Linked DNA regions of Homo sapiens: regions 2, 3, 4 and 5 are each linked to region 1. Evidence: chromatin contacts called from ENCODE Hi-C or POLR2A ChIA-PET data. All regions are on one chromosome and are shown on one strand. The core of a region is the stretch at or near the end of the contact, and the rest is flanking DNA. Distances in the headings are between cores, read along the strand shown.

The links. A loop is a pair of places that touch in the nucleus more often than their neighbours do. ChIA-PET counts read pairs that join two places held with the same protein, here RNA polymerase II (POLR2A). Pooled maps may share reads with other maps.
Region 2: a loop to region 1 is called in a map of CD8-positive, alpha-beta T cell, with 7 times the contacts of the local background. The contact joins the promoter of INTS2 here to the promoter of USP32 in region 1. A Hi-C loop is called at or near these places in 1 of 168 maps with a recorded cell type or tissue (CD8-positive, alpha-beta T cell), 1 of 37 single-sample maps with no recorded cell type and 8 of 50 pooled maps.
Region 3: a loop to region 1 is called in a pooled map, with 7 times the contacts of the local background. The contact joins the promoter of SMG8 here to the promoter of USP32 in region 1. A Hi-C loop is called at or near these places in 3 of 50 pooled maps.
Region 4: a loop to region 1 is called in a map of CD4-positive, alpha-beta T cell, with 4 times the contacts of the local background. The contact joins the promoter of TRIM37 here to the promoter of USP32 in region 1. A Hi-C loop is called at or near these places in 3 of 168 maps with a recorded cell type or tissue (CD4-positive, alpha-beta T cell, CD8-positive, alpha-beta T cell and naive thymus-derived CD4-positive, alpha-beta T cell), 1 of 37 single-sample maps with no recorded cell type and 13 of 50 pooled maps. POLR2A ChIA-PET finds 5 or more read pairs at or near these places in 1 of 52 experiments (activated T-cell).
Region 5: a map of naive thymus-derived CD4-positive, alpha-beta T cell shows a loop between it and region 1 (30-fold over the local background). The contact joins the promoter of PRR11 here to the promoter of USP32 in region 1. A Hi-C loop is called at or near these places in 1 of 168 maps with a recorded cell type or tissue (naive thymus-derived CD4-positive, alpha-beta T cell), 1 of 37 single-sample maps with no recorded cell type and 15 of 50 pooled maps. POLR2A ChIA-PET finds 5 or more read pairs at or near these places in 2 of 52 experiments (T-cell and naive thymus-derived CD4-positive, alpha-beta T cell).

Annotation. Positions count from the first base shown.
Region 1 is chr17:60,390,373-60,393,829 of GRCh38, reverse strand. USP32 (ubiquitin specific peptidase 32) reads left to right here and starts at 1,697. Exons shown (of 34, transcript NM_032582.4): 1 at 1,697-1,948. The coding sequence starts at 1,891. RefSeq lists silencers at 1,227-1,546, 1,657-1,876, 1,907-1,966 and an enhancer at 1,141-1,982.
Region 2 is chr17:61,926,493-61,929,781 of GRCh38, reverse strand. It overlaps INTS2 (integrator complex subunit 2), which reads left to right and starts at 1,800. Exons shown (of 25, transcript NM_001351695.2): 1 at 1,800-2,128; 2 at 3,120-3,289. The coding sequence starts at 3,138. RefSeq lists a silencer at 1,670-1,769.
Region 3 is chr17:59,207,787-59,211,362 of GRCh38, reverse strand. It overlaps SMG8 (SMG8 nonsense mediated mRNA decay factor), which reads right to left and starts at 1,328. Exons shown (of 4, transcript NM_018149.7): 1 at 1-1,328. The coding sequence starts at 1,311. RefSeq lists an enhancer at 1,450-1,519.
Region 4 is chr17:59,104,535-59,108,221 of GRCh38, reverse strand. It overlaps TRIM37 (tripartite motif containing 37), which reads left to right and starts at 1,342. Exons shown (of 24, transcript NM_015294.6): 1 at 1,342-1,781. The coding sequence starts at 1,761. LOC124904039 (a long non-coding RNA gene) reads right to left here and starts at 1,126. Exons shown (of 2, transcript XR_007065864.1): 1 at 631-1,126. RefSeq lists enhancers at 819-898, 939-988, 1,359-1,458, 935-1,594, 1,549-1,678 and 2 more and a silencer at 1,119-1,228.
Region 5 is chr17:59,153,520-59,157,051 of GRCh38, reverse strand. It overlaps PRR11 (proline rich 11), which reads right to left and starts at 1,306. Exons shown (of 10, transcript NM_018304.4): 1 at 1,247-1,306. SKA2 (spindle and kinetochore associated complex subunit 2) reads left to right here and starts at 1,866. Exons shown (of 4, transcript NM_182620.4): 1 at 1,866-1,921. The coding sequence starts at 1,889. RefSeq lists enhancers at 1,129-1,178, 1,839-2,078.

The DNA of each region.
Region 1 (3,457 bases), core at 448-2,947:
GCCTGTAATCCCAACTACTCGGGAGGCTGAGGCAGGAGAGTCGCTTGAACCAGAGAGGCAGAGGTTGCGGTGAGTCGAGATCGCGCCATTGCACTCCAGCCTGGGCAACAGGGGTGAAACTCCGTCTCAAAAAAAAAAAAAAGAAAAACACAGAATATTACCTTCTTTCTCTAGCAGGGTATATTAGAATCTGTTGGTTTTAGGAACTAATAACCTTTCCCTGGCCCTAAATTACCTAACCGGCACCTTGGGTCCAATCTAATCCAAATGGTTACTTTTTCAATATTGCTTCCTTTTCCAGAAGCTTTATTCCGTGACTTTTAGGTTGAAGACGCAAACTAAATAAGAGTTGAAAATCAAGGAACTAAATAATAATTCCACTGTACATATACACCCCATTTGGTTTCTCCATTTATGGTTTCCTATAGGTTGTGTTCACCTTTTGGCTCTCGTGAATAATGCTGCTATAAACACGGGGGCACAAATACCTGTTCACATCCCTGCTTTTCATTCTTTGGGAAATGGAGAGGTGGAGTGGGAGAGTCAGTCACATGCTGCCACACCATGAACCTGGAAGGCACGATGCCAAGTGAAATAAGCCAGTCACAAAAGAGAAAGTCTGCAGAGTTCCACTCAGAGGAAATACTTAAGAGTAGTGAAATTGATAGTAGGACAGCGGTTGCCACGGACCAGTGGGAGGGGGATTGGGGAGTTACCGTTTAATAGGCACAGAGTTTCCCTTTTGCAAGATGAAAAACGGTGGGAAATGGGACGTGGCAATGGATGCAAAACAATATCAATGTTCTTAACGCCACTGAACTCACTTAGAAATTGTGAAAATGGTACATTTTGTTACGTATATTTTACCACAGATTAAAACGACTCCACGCTAAGCCTTGTAGCCCTCATGTTTCTCGGGGAGAAACTCTGGGAGAGAGGATAAGCCTTTTGCACAGCGCTTTCCAGAGAATGTGTACAAGAGGCATGGTCAGGAGGAGAAGGTGGGCCGGGCAGGCGAGATGACCCGAAAAGGCAGATCCACTTCGTTAACAAGGTCCACTTTCCTCAGGGATCTCCCGCTAGGTGTGAGCATTCTTTTGTCACAGGAAAGCCTTGAGATTCTCCTTTCCTTTCACAACGCCCTCCCAGTCAAAGACGTCCCTAAGGTTGGGAGCTCCCTGCCTACCCACTCCTTTCTCTTCTGAGCCATATGCCGCATCCCTCAGAACCCCATTCCCTAAGATTCTGCGGTCTTCCATGTTAGGTCCCGGCAACTGCCACACTAACCGTCAGCTGCTCGGACCCCACCCGCCGAACGCCAGAACATGTGGGCGCGGGGGCGGGGGGGGTCGTCCTCAAGCGCCCCGGAAGTCACCACCCCCCGTCGCCAGCGGAGGCGCCCGGGCGGGGCGCGCGGCTGCGATTGGCGGGAAGATGGGACGATGCGTTACGTGCGGAGATGCGTCCCCCTCCCCGGCGCTCCTGCGCGCGGTTAGCTTGGGGAGGGGCGGAGCGTGCGGCCCTGGGCGGCCGTTACCGGGAACAGTGTCTGGCCTCGGGTCCCGTGACCCTCGGCGGAGCTGGCGGGAGGGGGCGGAAGTGGCAAGAGGGCGTGAGGAGGGAAGGAGAGGGAGGAGAGAGAGGAGAGAGAAGGGCGGAGTAGGAGGCAGGGGAAGGGGGCGGGGCGGAAGAGTCACGTGATCCGGCATGGAGGCGGTGGCGGCGACCGGGAGGAGCCGCCGGGGCAGAAGCCGCACTTGTTAGTGTGGGGGGAGGTGGGGGCGGGGGACGCCGACACCGTCACCGTCACCCAGGGACGCCGAGGAGAAGGCGGGAGGGGGGTGGGGGCGAGATCAGGCTCCGACCCCCCGCCGAGGGGATGAGGGGAGCATGGGTGCCAAGGAGTCACGGATCGGATTCCTCAGCTACGAGGAGGCGCTGAGGAGAGGTGAGGGGGGAGGGGTCTGGGCGAGCTGCCTGGGAGGCCCGCGACGGGCAGCCTGGAGGGTGGGTAACCGGGAGGGAGAGGGGAGATTGAGGGCGTGGGGCGCCTGAGGCGGAAGGGAAAGGCGGCCGGCCTTGGGGAGTGTGGTGGAGGAGAGAGGTCGGGTGGGAAGCAGCGTTTGGGAATTAGGGCCGTTTGGAAAGGGGCTTGTCCTGAGAGAGGGGGATCGGCGCTGGCAGGGCAGTGCCCGTGCTCGCTGGTGGCGTTGTGATCCTGGATGTGTCCAGGGAAGTCCTCTCCCCGTTTTCTTGGGCGGCTCCAGCCCATCCAGCCCCCCTCATCCTTCATTGCCATTTTCTCCTATCATTCCTTCATAAAAACCTCAAATAACATCCTAACCTCGTTCCTAACAGCCTTAGCTGGAAGGGGACGAGGAGGCGGCTGCAAAGCGCTCCTCTCTGCTACTGGAAGCCCCTTCGTATCTGGGGAGTCCCTGCCTTTTCCCAGAGCCTATGCCTGTCTCTTGAGGGCTGTGGCCATCCGCTTCTGCCACCCTTCACCGTTTGAGCGGCTGACTTTGATAAGAACGATCTGAAATGAAGTTGTGTTTGAGGTGAGATGAGACTGGACAGCTGGCGTTGGCACCAGACCTTGTCTTAGGTTTCATCTCCTCCGACGTTGACCAAAGCCTTTGACTGCACTTGATGCCCAGTTCTCGCTCCATCCCTCTCCATGAAATGGCATTGGGAAGTCCAGCATTCAGATATTGTGTTAAATCTCCCTTTAGAGACTGGCCTGGCTGCCAGTCCCGGCCTGCTGCTTATTGGCTCTGAGGCACAGTATATTGTTGGCAGCCCCAACCCCCTACCACTCACTCTGATACCGCTGTCCATGATCACTAAAGCACACACTAACTGGAAGTGTCTTGTTGCACAGTTTATGGCCGGAATGTCTTAATTTTTCATGACTGGGATTTCAGTGTGTGTAGATCTGTGTATGCTTGTATTTCTTTTAGACATTTAATGGATATTCTTGGTAAGAAGTGAAAAAACATTAAGAAGATTAGGAGCTAGGCATTATTGTTAACAGGTTTCCAAGTCAAGAAATCAGCCATGCTCCAGGTGGTTTTAGTAGCTAAGGATATAAAATGGTAATTAGATTAAAAGACGGGTATTCAAAATGAGGCTTGAGAAGTGAACTCTTGTTCGTATATAGGAAGAAGAGGGGTAAGTGGGTAAGTTCAGTTGACCATCACCTGACAGTAAGATACAGAATTGAGATGTATTGGTGGTGGTGGATTTACCAGAATAACACAGATATGCCTTTTATGTCTTTCTTTCTTTTTCCCTTGTGGAACAGTATAATAATTGTTTTTATGGACAATCTCATTTGAACTTTTTTTGTCTGCCCCAATATGAGAAATATTCCAAATTCTTGATGTGTTTCCAGCCCTAGTAGGCTAGTCATTTCCGGGATGCTGTTGAGCCTGACAGGTCTGGCCTCAATTAGGCA
Region 2 (3,289 bases), core at 551-3,050, 1.5 Mb before region 1:
TATTACAGTGCCTAGCAAGTGTTCAATAAATAAATCCCAAATATTAGCTTAAAAATGCTAGGACAGTACAGTGTGCAACCCATTAATAGAGTGTGAAATCAGTTTTAGTGTGCAGTGACCAGCAGTTTTTTAAAGAGAAGTAGAAACATGTAGTGTGTGTGTTATTATACGAAATATTTGTTTCCATGTAAATGTGGGTTTATATGTTATATATTTATATGTTTATATAGCATATAAATTTATACACTTACACTTATTTTTGTATGTGGATATATACATATGTTTTTTCTGGGTCACAATGTGAAATGTATTATTGTGGGTCAGGTGGAAAAAATTTTCAGAAGCATTGCAACACACAATTCTTTTCTTCCTTTGCTGATCTATGTTGAAAGTCATATATATATATATATTTTTGAGATGGAGTCTGGCTCTGTTGCCCAGGCTGGAGTGCGGTGGCATGATCTCTGCTCACTGAAACATCTGCCTCCTAGGTTCAAGTGATTTTCCTGTCTCAGCCTCCGAAGTAGCTGGGACTACAGGTGCTCCATCACCACGCTGGGGTAATTTTTTTTTTTTTTTTTTTTTTTTGAGACGGAGTTTCGCTCTTATTGCCTAGGCTGGAGTGCAATGGCACGATCTCAGCTCACCACAACCTCCGCCTCCCAGGTTCAAGCAATGCTCCCGCCTCAGCCTCCCAAGTAGCTGAGATTACAGGCGCACACCACCACGCCTGGCTAATTTTTGCATTTTTAGTAGAGGCGGAGTTTCACCATGTTGGTCAGGCTGGTCTCGAACTCCTGGCCTCGTGATCTGCCTGCCTCGGCCTCCCAAAGTGCTAGGATTACAGGCATGAGCCATCGTGCTCGGCCTAATTTTTATATTTTTTGTAGAGTTGGGGTTTAGTCATGTTGCGTCAGGCTGGTCTCGAACTCCTGACCTCAGGTGATCCGCCCGCCTCGGCTTCCCAAAGCGCTGGGATTACAGGCATGAGACACCACGCCCGGCTCTGACTTTATTTTTAAAGAGGTTATAAAGTGCTATATCTTTGTAAAATATTTTTATTTCCAGCTCCTAGCACAATATCTGGTAAATAGAAGTTGCCAAATAAACGTTGATCGAACTAGGAACAATAAATAGTATGAAGACATATGGACTAGCGGTTCTTCATATATAGACTAGTGGTTCTTTTCTGAGTGATCAGACTTCCTTTGAGAAGTTGTTGAAAGTTTTGGACCCTCTTCCCAGAAGAAGTGCCGAGCACTCAGTTCTGAACGGATTCCAGAGAATTCCTGAATCCCCGTGCATTGCCTCTCTAAGGTTCTATGGGTCCCCCAAGTTAAGAACCTGAAAGGAAGGTGTTTAACTTCTGACAGCGGAGGTGTGAGGTCAAGAGCGGAAGAAAGTTTGGGGTTAGATCACTTTTAAAATTCTCCCACAAATCCTGGGATTCTAGAATTTTGGTTCTGGGAAGGCACAGGCAAAGATTTAAAGAGTACAGTTTGGTACCACTAGTGTCAAAGAATAGTGGGAACGATTTTAACACACGTTATGCCATTTGAATGCCATGGCAATCCTGTGATGATGAAATTTAAGTTCTGAGGGGCTCAGTGGCTTGCTTGTCTAAAAGGAAGGAGCTGGTAGGCTCTGGAAATCAGAGCCTACCAGAATCACATTTCTAAATTTTTGGCGAACAAGTAGGGCAGGGCAAATAAAGTGGAGAAAGGGGCGGGGCCGCGCACGCGCACAGTTGCATTGGCGCCGACGTCTCTGCCTTTCCTCTCGCAGCCACCCTTCCTCTCAGACCAGTACGGTGGCCGACGGGAGTCAGACGCTGGGGATGAATGAAGGTGCTGGGTGCAGGTTGAAAAAGTCTCCCGCTTTTCCGTTCCTACAGTCCCGGTTCTGCCTTTGTGTGGTGCCCCCATCCTTCCCACTTTGTATCGACAACCCGGTTGGTCCCGGCGTCTGAGTTCTTGGTGTCCGAGTCGACTCGAGGCACAACTAGGGTTTGGGGTTCCGGATATCGCCTAGGCCCAACATCGGACCGCGCTCTCGATTTCTGCCGCGTCCCGCCTCTAGGACGCGGAGTCCGTGTGCGGTTCCGTGAGGCTGGAGGGTAGATCTTAAGGTATGAAGCGTCCGCTTCTCTGGCCTCAGCGCGTTCCTAGGTCCGTGTCGGAGCCTGGCCAGACTTTGCTCAGCCTGAGGGACTTATTGGTTCTAGTTGCGCCCGGGGCGAGACGGAGGAGCACGCAGGTCTTGGCTCCTCTGCTCCAGTCAGCCCGCCCCTCTGTTAAAAGAGCAGCCCCTCCCTGAAAGCAAAGCAGTTTTTACCCACGACTTTTACCCACGCTGCTGCTAGTCGGTCGGCCTTGAGAGGGGACTGCTTTGGCTGCCAGCTCACTGCCTTTTTGTTTACTTTTTGTGCCTTGGATGATTCCTGGAGACAGAGAAGTGCGCTAATGAGACGCGTCTTTCTCACATAGCACCCACACATCTGCTTTTTACCCGGTAACACAGGGGACATAGGATAGTGTTGTGGCCTCCAGAGCCTTGAATCTGGCATTGGTTCTGCCCAGTGATTTGCTAGTTTTTCCACCGACTCATGGAGGGTGAGAAAGAGAAGCCCAATAGTTCTTGATGTATATCGGGGTAGGCATGTGAAACTATCGGGGTATGAAAGAAAGCACTTAACTATGACCATTCACTTTTGTTTACATTTTGTGGAGCTCATGTGACTGATATAGTGGAGAAAGTCTTGGACTGGGATTTTAGTAGATGAGGATTCAGCCTTGGATTGTGCCTCTAACTAGTAATACTATTTTGGGCGTGTTACTTCATCTCTCTGGGCTTCATATTCCTTCTTTGTAAAATATGAGTATTAGAGCAGAAGATTCCTGAGGCTGGAAGAGACATTAATATACTCTGTTTTCTTTCCCATTTCCCAGGTGACAGTATAAACCTAGGGAGACAGAGAAGCCTTGTCTTGATTGTGCCAGGAACATTGCCAACATAGGGACCTATTAAAGATACACCACATTTTTCAGGGTTTTTAGAAAGTTGGGTGTTCATACATGTGAAAGTTAAACTCCTACTTTCATTTGTATTTTTACCATTAGGATCAACAAACAGTAATAATGACTGAATGTACAAGTCTTCAGTTTGTCAGCCCTTTTGCTTTTGAGGCAATGCAGAAGGTGGATGTTGTTTGCCTGGCATCTTTAAGTGATCCAGAATTAAGACTTCTTCTGCCCTGTTTGGTACGGATGGCACTTTGTGCACCTGCTGA
Region 3 (3,576 bases), core at 79-2,578, 1.2 Mb after region 1:
AGGCTGTGGGTTCCTGCCCACACTGTCATCGAAACCTTTCTTGCTTAGAACTAGCTCCACATGCTGCCATAGGAATTCCCGAAGAGTGAAATCCACTAGCTGGCCTGAAGAACTGGAACTGCTGCTGTCAATGTGAAAGGAAAGTTGTTGTCGGCTGTGCTGCCTCATCACCTGGTATCGCCTAGGCCCAGAAAGGGGTGCAGGCACCAGCAAAGATTCCGGGTCCTTCACAGTACAATGACTCCTAAGTTGGTCCAGCAACATACCTACTGGGTCCTCCTCCTGGCTTCCCGGTACTATGTACACGAAAGCTTGGTTGGCAGGCACAGTAAAGAGGCAGTTGATGCTCTGATTAGTCAAGACACGACTCTTCCGGAAGATTCTATAGATCTGGTCCTCCAGGGCATGCTGCAGCCTCCTTTTGGGAGAATGTTTCTTGGGCTTGTCTGGATGAGCTGGGTCTTGGTTCCGAGGAGGTTCTACCTTGAGGGCTCCATTGAGTTGAAAGAGGAAAAGGAGTCTAGGTGGGCAAGGTCGGCAGTTTAGCTTCCAGTCTTTGCCAACTGGACAATCCTTAATGGCTGTTTTAAGGAGCGGCAGGACCTTCTGTCTCAGCCCATCCAGGGCTCTGAATACTCGATCATAAGTGATATCAAAGGAACAAGTGGGATGGACCAGAAGCAAGATATGACAGACAGAGAATAGGTAAAGGAGACTGAGGCACTGCAGCTTCTCTTGATGCTTCCAGAACTCGTGTGCTTCTGCATGAGGTAAAGAGAGTCCACCTCCAGCTTCCCCGCTCTGAAGAGCCCGACAAGCCCGGAGAAGCTGTGAATTGTCACAGATGGAGGTGAGGAGAAGATACAGAACTTTGCTTTCCTGACTGTAGTAGGCCTGCAGAAGGCTGTAGTCCTGGGAGCCTGCCTCAGTTCGGTTACCTTCCGCGACAGCTCCACTTCCCCGAACTGAACCCCCGGCTGCAGCCCCAGGGTCCTCGGCTCCACCGGCCTCACCCACGGCGCCAGCCTCAGTTCTGATTCCAGGTCCTGGATCCCCAGGATCTTGGTGGCGAAAGAGAGGAAAGACCTGTCGGTCGCACACCGTATTCACAAGAGAGAACTTCTCGGAATTCAGGCGTAGAGCCGTCTTGCCGAAGATTCCCACAACGCAGATCTCATCCTCCCGCCATGGAGGCTCCGGTCCGCCAGCCGCGCTCCCTCCGCCCTCAGTAGGGGACCCTCCGGGACTTTCAGAGCCCATCCAGGCTGATGCTCCCATTAGAAGGTCTCGCAAGCTCACGGGACCAGCCATAGTGCAGAGCGTTCTCTAGAGTCCTTCCGGTCCGTTAGTAAAACCGACCGGCTTTCGTCCAATTTTGAAATCCTTCCTCCGCTTCTTCAGTTCCTGCTTTCCCGTCACTTGAGTTCCGCCTCCTCTTCTCCTCTCCTAGTTTGTTTCCTCAACTGTAGGAATTGAGATATCAAAAACAAAAAACAAAAAAACAAAACAAAACTGGGACTACTGCGGTGGCTCACGCCTGTAATCCTAGCACTTTGGGAGGCCAAGGCGGGCGGATCACCTGAAGTCAGGAGTTCGAGACCAGGCTGGCCAACATGGTGAAACCCCATCTCTACTAAAAATACGAAAATTAGCCGGGCGTGGTGGCGGGCGCCTGTAATCCCAGCTACTCGGGAGGCTGAGGCAGGACAATCGCTTGAACCCGGGAGGCGGAAGTTGCAGTGAACCGAGATCACACCATTGCACTCCAGCCTGGGCAACAAGAGCGAAAACCGTCTAAAAAAAAAAAAAAAAAAAAAAAAAAAAGCAAAAATTAGGCGTGGTGGCGCATACCTGTAGTTCCAGCTGCTCAGGAGGCTGAGGCAGGAGAATTGCTCGAACCAGGAGGTGGAGGTTGCAGTGAGCCGAGATCACCCCGCTGCACTCCAGCCTGGGCGACAGAGTGAGACTCCGTCTCAAAAAAAAAAAAAATTGCGAAATATCTTTGTATGTAAATTATAACTTGCAGAACCTCTCTAACTAGAAGGCATATTGACAAATAGCTGCCAGGATAAAACTTACAACCAGATTTAAATGTATAATTATAACGTTTATTATTCTGGGGTTTTGTAAAAAATAAAAATCTTTGAATCTAAAAAAATTATCTATAGCACTATACAATAACATGACTGAATCTTTAAAATAAATGTTGATTGAAAGAAATCAGAAACAAAAGTGTATATACCCTATAATTCTATTTTTTTTTTTTTTTTTTTTTTTTTTTGGAGATGCAGTCTTGCTCTGTGGCCAGGCTAGAGTTCAGTGGCGCGATCTCGACTCACTGCAACCTCCGGCTCCCCGGTGCAAGTGATTCTCTTGCCTCAGCCTCCCAAGTAGCTGGGATTACAGGTGCGTGAGACCACACCCAGCTAACTTTTGTATTTTTAATAGAGACAGGATTTCACCATGTTGGCCAGGATAGTCTCAATCTCCTGATCTCATGATCTGCCCGCCTCGGCCTCCCAAAGTGGTGGGATTACAGGCGAGAGCCACTGCGCCAGGCCTGATTTTATTTCTATAGAGTTCAAAAGCAAGCAAAATAAACCATTGCATTTAGGGGTGTGTTCTTACTAAAAGCAAGGAAATATTTATTGTACCAAGTAGGTCAGTGATTACTTAGTGAGGGAAGGGATTATGATATAATATATATATTATATATATACATAATAATATATATTACACATATACATAATAATATATATTATATATATACATAATAATATATATTATATATATTTTGAGACAGAGTCTTGCTCTGTTGCCCAGAGTGGAGTACAGTGGTGCAATCTAAGCTCACTGCAAACTCCACCTCCCAGGTTCAAGTGATTCTACTGCCTCAGCCTCCCAAGGAGCTGGGATTACAGGTGCACCACCATGGGCGGCTAATTTTTGTATTTTTAGTAGAGATGGTGTTTCACCATGTTGGCCAGGCTGGTCTCGAACTCCCGACCTCACATCATCCACCCACCTCGGCCTCCCAAAGTGCTGGGATTACAGGTGTCAGCCACCACACCTCGCCTCCGGCCTAAAATTTTTTTTTTTTTTTTTTGTGAGACAGAGTCTCACTCTGTCACCCAGGCTGAAGTGCAGTGGTGCTATCTGGGATCACGGCAACCTCCATCTCCTATTCCCTGTCTCCGTCTCCTCAAGCAATTCTTCTGCCTCAGCCTCCCAAGTAGCTGGGATTACAAGCACGTACCACCACGCCCACCTAAACTTGTATTTTTAGTAGAGATGGGGTTTCCCCACGTTAGCCAGGCTGGTCTCGAACTTCCAACCCCAGGTGATCTGCCCACCCCGGCCTCCCAAAGTGCTGGGATTATAGGTTTGAGCCATCACGCTCGGCATTGATTTTTTAATTCATATATTTTCTATACTTACTATATACTTTTTTGTTTTTTTGAGACAGAGTCTCACTCTGTTGCCCAGGCTGGAGTGCAGTGGCGTGATCTCAGCTCCCTGCAAGCTCTGCCTCCCGGGTTCATGCCATTCTCCTGCCTCAGCCTCCCAAGTAGCTGG
Region 4 (3,687 bases), core at 93-2,592, 1.3 Mb after region 1:
GGCGCGATCTCGGCTCACCGCAACCTCCGCCTCCTGGGTTCGAGCGATTCTTCTGCCTCAGCCTCCCCAGTAGCTGGGATTACAGGCATGCGCCACCACGCCCGGCTAATTTTGTATTTTTAGTAGAGACGGGGTTTCTCCATGTTGGTCAGGCTGGTCTCGAACTCCCGACCTCAGGTGATTCGCCAGCCTCGGCCTCCCAAAGTGCTGGGATTACAGGTGTGAGCCACCACGCCAGGCCTAGCACTGCATTCTATAAATAATTCTTTTAAGTAAAATTCTCATAATATTAACCATCAACCATTTAAAAATGTACAACTGAGGCCATTTTCGTAAAAATAGCTCCATGTAGGTCAAAGACCACAAATAATTCTTACTGAAAGAATTTTTCAGTCTCAGATTAATCTTTCTAAATTATATCTTGTTCATGACCCAAGTAGTTAAAAAAAATTGTTGCTACCCACCACCTATAAGCCTAAATGCCTGATATTCAAGAACTTATTTCTAGATTATTAGTGATTCTCTACATGTGCACTCTAGGTCGGTTAAGTATAATTAGTTGTTTGCAATAAATACAGGAAAAATTAAATTCAAATTACGAATTTGATATGCCCTCTTTGTCTCACAAACCTTCAATTCTTGCAATCTTTACACATCTGGCAGGAAACTGTAGAAAGCAGATCCCATTTATAGGAAAGATGAATATCGCTGATACCCTTTCAATAGTCCCACGGCGACAACTTAGGCGGCAAGAATGAAGTGTGGGATGTGGGAACGAAGACTTCACAGTGTGTGGTCCCGTCCTCTCACCACCGTAATGAGAAATGACACCTCAGTTTGGAGCCTTCTAACTCGATTAGCTTTGGTAGGTGGAACGCAAGTCCTACAAACCTTAGACTGTTCCTTCCAGAGAGAACCACTAACCATGAACCTTCTGCACCAGGGTTTCTCAAAGTGCGGGCCACAGACCACCTGCTGCCGAATCACACGATGCTGGGTGAAAACGCGGATGGCCTGGGCCCCACCCTGGAATCTCAGAGTCCGAATACTTAACTACGGGTGTGGCTCTGAAGTCTGCGCTTTCCACCAGTACGCCAGGTGGCTCCGTCTTTGGCGCGCAAGTTTGAGAGCCGTGGGGCCCCGCCCTCCGCCAAGGTGGGCGTGGGTGGCGTAGCAGAGCCCCAAGCTCAGGCCGCCTGCGCAGGCTAGGGCCGGAGGCACGCAACCCTGAGGCAGCGAGTCGCCAAGTCTCGTATGCGCCCCGCAACGCGGGAACTAGGCGATCGCTCCACGCTCCTCCCCTCCTTTCCCCTCCCACAGCGTCCTGCGCGCATGCGCTTCGCAGCTTCTCTCGCCGCCGCGCCCCCAGCTGCTCTGGTTACGGTTGGTGTTTGCGAATTCTCTGCGGCACCTTCTTCGCTGAACTCCACCGTCAGTTCCATAGGCGCGCGCCCGCGTCACGTGGGCCGAGGTTCCGGCGCGGCTGCTGGCCGGCGGCTGAGCCGGGAGAAAGGAGCTGCGGCCACCGTTCGCCCTACTTCTGCGCCTCGGGGCGGGCGCGCCGGTAAAAATGGCGAAATGGGGGTAGGCGGCGCTGGACCTGAAGAGATGGGGCGCGCAGGTGGGGCGGTTGTCAGAGCCCCCTGACGTGGGCGCCGGGCTTTTATCGGCGATTTGATCTGGCGACCTCGGGCCGGCGCCTAAGAGGTCAGACTGCGGAGCCTGCGGGTCGCCAGCGGCCCCGCCGAGAGCCGGAGGCAATGGATGAACAGAGCGTGGAGGTGAGGGGGTTGTGAGGGTGGTGGTTAGTCCCCGCCCCCACCCGATGAGCGGTTTTTATTCGGGGAGTCGTGCCCATGTCCTCCCTCCAGTAGGGCACCCCTACCCCGCCCCTGCCGCTGTGGAGAGGGCTGGCCCGGTACCAAGGATGCCGTGCCCATTCTGCAGCGCTCCGGGTGTCTTGTGCTCACTGTTCCGCAGTCAGGTGGTGCGTATCCTGGAGTTTTCAAGGATGTCTTGGCACAGGTACTCATCCCCACCGGGTGTTTGCAAACAGCATCCTTTTCCGACCAAAACTGCAGATTCATCAGATGGATGTACCCTGCCACTCGCCACCAGTCCTTGCGAGTTCTTGAGCTGATCTAAATCTCCTTCCAAATGGATAGTCATCTTTCCCTCTCAGTGGCACATTTTGCAGGCTTCTGCCCTTCCTTCCTAGATTGAATCAGCATATATTATCTCATGTGTAGTTTCCAGAACAAACTCTTCTTTTTATAACTGATTCTTGTAAGCTGTGAGTTAAAATAGTTGGGATATGTAGGATATGTAAGTAAAGGCTAGGAATATATTTTAAAAGATTGTTTATTGAACATAATTGTGTAATCATTATCAAATTTTGAACCTTTCAGATACTGAAATAGGAAATCCTTGCTTTTTAGTAAGGGGTAACTATGTTATGGATATTCCACTTGAAACTAGTCATTCAGTAGTCTTATTGTCCACCCCGTTGCAGGTTACAGAATCTGCATCTCCCAGGTTCTTTCTGGCCCTACAGAGTCATGATGAGATTAATGAGTAATTTTCTCCTTAATTCCTCATATAAAGTATTATAAAGGTTTTGTAAACTTATCTTGGTTTTAGGAGGGTTTAATTCTAGAATGGAGTGAAAGTAAATGTCAGTAATATAAAAACAAAGTATACAATACAATAAGTATACGTTTAATTGTATCCTTTTTCTTGTTAAAAACTTTTCAGTTACTTCCTAAATTGATTAAATTGAGGCTTGCAAACATAATACTGTTTCTTGTATTTACATATTTTTGTTGTTGTTGTTCCCAAGATCGCTTTGAACTACCGTCAACATTTTCAATTGGGGCAGAATCTCAGGTTCAAATAAGTAGCTAGTCTGTTGTAACATCAGGGCAGCAATTCAGATTTCTGGATTCTGAATTCATTTTTTTCTGGGTCACAGTACACTGCCTTTAGGATGTGTCTTTTTAAACTTCTTTTTCCTCTAAATTATAAAATCAGTTTATACCTTTTGGGGAAATTGCAGAAAAAGTTAAAAGTTCATGTTGTGTATTCAGTCATATAGTCTGCCTTTTTTCCTTTTTTCTTTTTTTTTTTTTTTGAGACAGAATCTCACTCTGTCACCCAGGCTAGAGTGCAGTGGCACCCTCTTGGCTCACTGCAACCTCCGCCTCCTAGGTTCAAGCAATTCTTCTGCCTTAGCCTCCTGTGTAGCTGGGATTACAGGTGCACACCACCACGCCTGGCTAATTTTTGTATTTTTAGTAGAGACGGGGTTTAACCATTTTGGCCAGGTTGGTCTCGAACTCCCGACCTCGAGTGATCCACCTGCCTCAGCCTCCCAAAGTGCTAGGATTACAGTAATGAACCATCATGCCTGGGCCTTTTTTCCCTGCTGTTATACATTATATGCATTTTTCTATATCATTAGATGAAGAAGTATTTCTGGTGACTGTAATCTATGTGTAACTGCCATAATTTACTTAATATTTGGACATTTGGGCTGTACCTAGATTCTTGCCATTATAATTACTGCTTTAGTGAAAATTTTTCTGCATGTCTGTGTTTGCATTTCCTATATTTTCCTTAGAATAGAATCATCGTGAAACCAAACGGGAGTACATTTTCCAGATGTTTTGAGGTACTCTGTATCTTGAC
Region 5 (3,532 bases), core at 57-2,556, 1.2 Mb after region 1:
GGGTCTAAAGCTATTTTCCAATAGGAAGATGCAATAAATAATACAGTAAGAATTACAGTCTTTTGCAGGAGTTGGCGCTGCTGCTTCTGTGAAAACTCCACCCAATGATATGAAAAGTTCTTTGCGGCCGAGCGTGGTGGCTCACGCCTGTAATCCCAGCACTTTGGGAGGCTGAGGCTGGTGGATCACGAGGTCAGGAAATCGAGACCATCCTGGCCAAGAGGGTGAAACCCCGTCTCTACTAAAAATACAAAAATTAGCCGGGCGTGCTGGCGTGCGCCTGTACTCCCAGCTACTCAGGAGGCTGAGGTTGTAGTGGGCCGAGATTGTGCCACTGTACTCCAGCCTAGGCGACAGAGCGAGACTCCGTCACAAAAAAAGAAAAAAAAAAAAAAGAAAGAAAGAGAAGAAAAGTTCTTTGTTCTGGGGTACTTTCAAAGCTGTAGCAGCAACGGAAATGACTGTTGCATTTCATTGCCATCTTCCTAAAACACATTTTTATGGAAGTCTCTTGCGCTCCTCCACAAATAGCCTTCAATTACTTAATTTCCATTAGCAGTCCAATTGATTCTTCTTGAACACCCATAGCACTATTTCTGGGTACTTGCTTTTTTTAAATTTTATGTTTTATGCTTTTTTTTTTTTAAGCATTGCTGTTTTTGTTCTGTCTTGTTTTTCCAAAGAGACTGCAGCTCCCTAAAGTCTCATCCCGCACAGTATTAGGCACTCAGTAAACAGGACACGCATTTAAAATTGACACTCTAACAGCATGCCAGACAATATCGAGTAACATAGTAATATTCCCAGTCAAGAAATGTACCAACTTAAACTTTAATGTGCATAGAAATCACTCAGGGAAATCTTGTTAAAATGTATATTCTGATTTAGTAAATTTGGGTGGAGTCCGATAATTTGCATTTGTAACAAGCAAACAAGAGATGCGGATGCCGCTGATCTGTGGACTTGCATTGAGCAGCAAATATGTAAAGAAATGTTCAAAAGGAAGGCAGATGCTTTGCTCCAAAACGTATCTTGCGAAGTGTTAATTAAATAGAAGTATGGTTAAGATGAAGCCAGGCCGAGCACTTCTTCCCCAGCCCCAAACCTCCCCTTCCTCCTTTCCATTTCCCCTTCGTGTCCAGCCAAAGTCCCCACCTCCCTAAACCATAAAAACACAAGCAGCAACAGGCCCAGCTACTCAAGACGCGAGCTCAGATAACAAAGAAATAATCGTTCCTGCACTTACTAGTCTAAGAGCCGGGGGAGTCGATGGAGTCCGGGCTGTGGCCTCTCCCACGCCATAAAGAAAAATTCAAAATTAAATCCTTGTCAGGGAGAGGCCAATCGTAGACACGGTCTCTGCACGATTCGCTCTTCGGATGGTGTAGGAGCACAGCCCGGCTTGTGATTGGCTGAGATAGCACAGAGCTCCAGCCAATCAGAGCTGAGGCGCTTCTGGTATGAATAAGGAGAAGGCGGGAGAGAAGGGGAAGGAAAGCCGGAGGGGAAAGAAGGTGTGTTACGTCCCCTCTGCTGTCGGTGGAAGCTCTGGTGTGATTGGTTGGCTCTTCTTCCAATTGCACCAATCTCAAGCTCTTCTCTGCAGAGCCCTAACTACAAAATTGAAAGTAGAGAGGAGGGGGCAGCCAATGGAAAAAAAAATTTGCACAGCAGCCAATCCTCCTGCGGCGTTTTGTGCCTTTGCCCAACAGGAAAATGTGTCTCATGCAGAGGGGCGTTACCCAGTCTCCAATGGGCGGGAGCCGGTGGAACGGAGGAGCCAATGAGTGCGAGATGTTGAGTGACAGCTGTCCAATGGAGGCCCTCCGTGCTAGTACGGCTTGCGGCTTAAGCGCCGCCGCGGTCTGCGGAATGTCAACTATTCAACATGGAGGCGGAGGTCGATAAGCTGGAACTGATGGTGAGTGCAAAGTGAAGGAGATCTACTGGGTAGTTTATTTTTCCCCCATGGCCTCGGAGGTGGGGCACAATTTGGAGTCGCCGGAAACTCCGGGCGGCGGAGGCTGGACCAGAGTCGAGTTCCCTCCTCCTGCACCAAAGGGAGCCGCCACCGTCTGGTGTCTAAACCGCCTCGGGTAAGGGGTTACATCCGGGAAACTCGTCAGGGAAATGGCGGGAGATGCTGAGGGTGCGGGGCCTTTGGAATTCCTTGTTCCTTGCCCTCACCTTTACACCCCTTACGAAACTGCGCCGGGTGCAGACCGCATTCTGTGTTTGTACCAAAAAAGATGTGAATGGAACGGTCCCTAAGCGTCCCAAGAAGGGAGAGGTGGTTCACACTCCAAGAAAGGGGAACGGAGGGTGGGGTGGGGAATAAACTGACGGGGGCGAGGAGAAATCCCTGTAGGGCCAACCCGCTCACGTTCTAAAAGGCGGGCCGAGAAAGTCTGAGAAAGGATGCTAGACTTGTATGCACAACTTCCTAACGGCCAAGGAACCCGTTTCTGTTTGATCCGGAGGTGGCAAACCGTGGGTGAGGGAAGAGGTGTGAGCGAAGGGGATCGTAACCACGAGCTCCGCTCCCGGAGCGCGGGCGGGATTGAGACAGGAAAGGCATCCTGCTCTGGAGTTGTGCACTTTCATTCATCTGTGAAAGTAGAAAACGGGGGCGAAGAATTGGAAAGCACTCCCGTTGTTGCTGGCGTGTTTGGCCTGCTCGGGGGGCGCCCAGCTGGGGGGCTGTCCTAGTTTTCTTTAAGGATCCGTCCCTCACTTGTTCTCTTTATTCCCTCCCTCCCATCCTTAGATTACCAGCTTGATCGCCCGCGCTTTTTTCCTCTTAGTGTCCTTGTTCTGTCTTCAGCCCTTTTCGTTCAGCATTATCTTTTTTTTCTTTTCTTTTCTTTTTTTTTTTTTTTCCCAGGTTGGGCTGCTTTCCTTAAAAACCTGGACTTTGGAGGAAGCGCCTGCCACTGAGCTCCTGTCTTTTTTTGTTTGTTTGCTTGTCTGTTAAATACGATTGGCCGGGCGCGGTGGCTCACGCCTGTAATCCCGGCACTTTGGGAGGCCGAGGCGGGCGGATCAAGAGGTCAAGACATTGAGACTACCCTGGCCAACATGGTGAAACTCCGTCTATACTAAAAATAAAAAAATTAGCCGGGTGTGATGGCACGCGCCTGTAGTCCCAGCTACTCGGGAGGCTGAGGCAGGAGGATCGCTTCAACCTGGGAGACGGAGGTTGCAGTGAGCCGAGATCGCGTCACTGTACTCCGGCCTTGCGACAGAGACAACGTCTCAAAAAAAAAAAAGATTAAGTTTTAAAAAAGTAAAAGACTTCTTTCTTCGTTTGTAATCCGTCCCTCCTTCCCACGCCATTCCCTGGCATTACTGCTTAGGTATCCTTTGTGCCTGCCCTGCTTTCTTCAAGCTGAATCTTGGGTCTCTAACTTCTTCCTTGGAAAGGATGGGTGGTGATCCTGGAAGAAACCTCACCCACCCCCCATTCCCACCCCAGAAAAAGTGAGGCCTTGATATATCTTATTTTCTTCTGTTGTGCTAATGAATTGGAGTG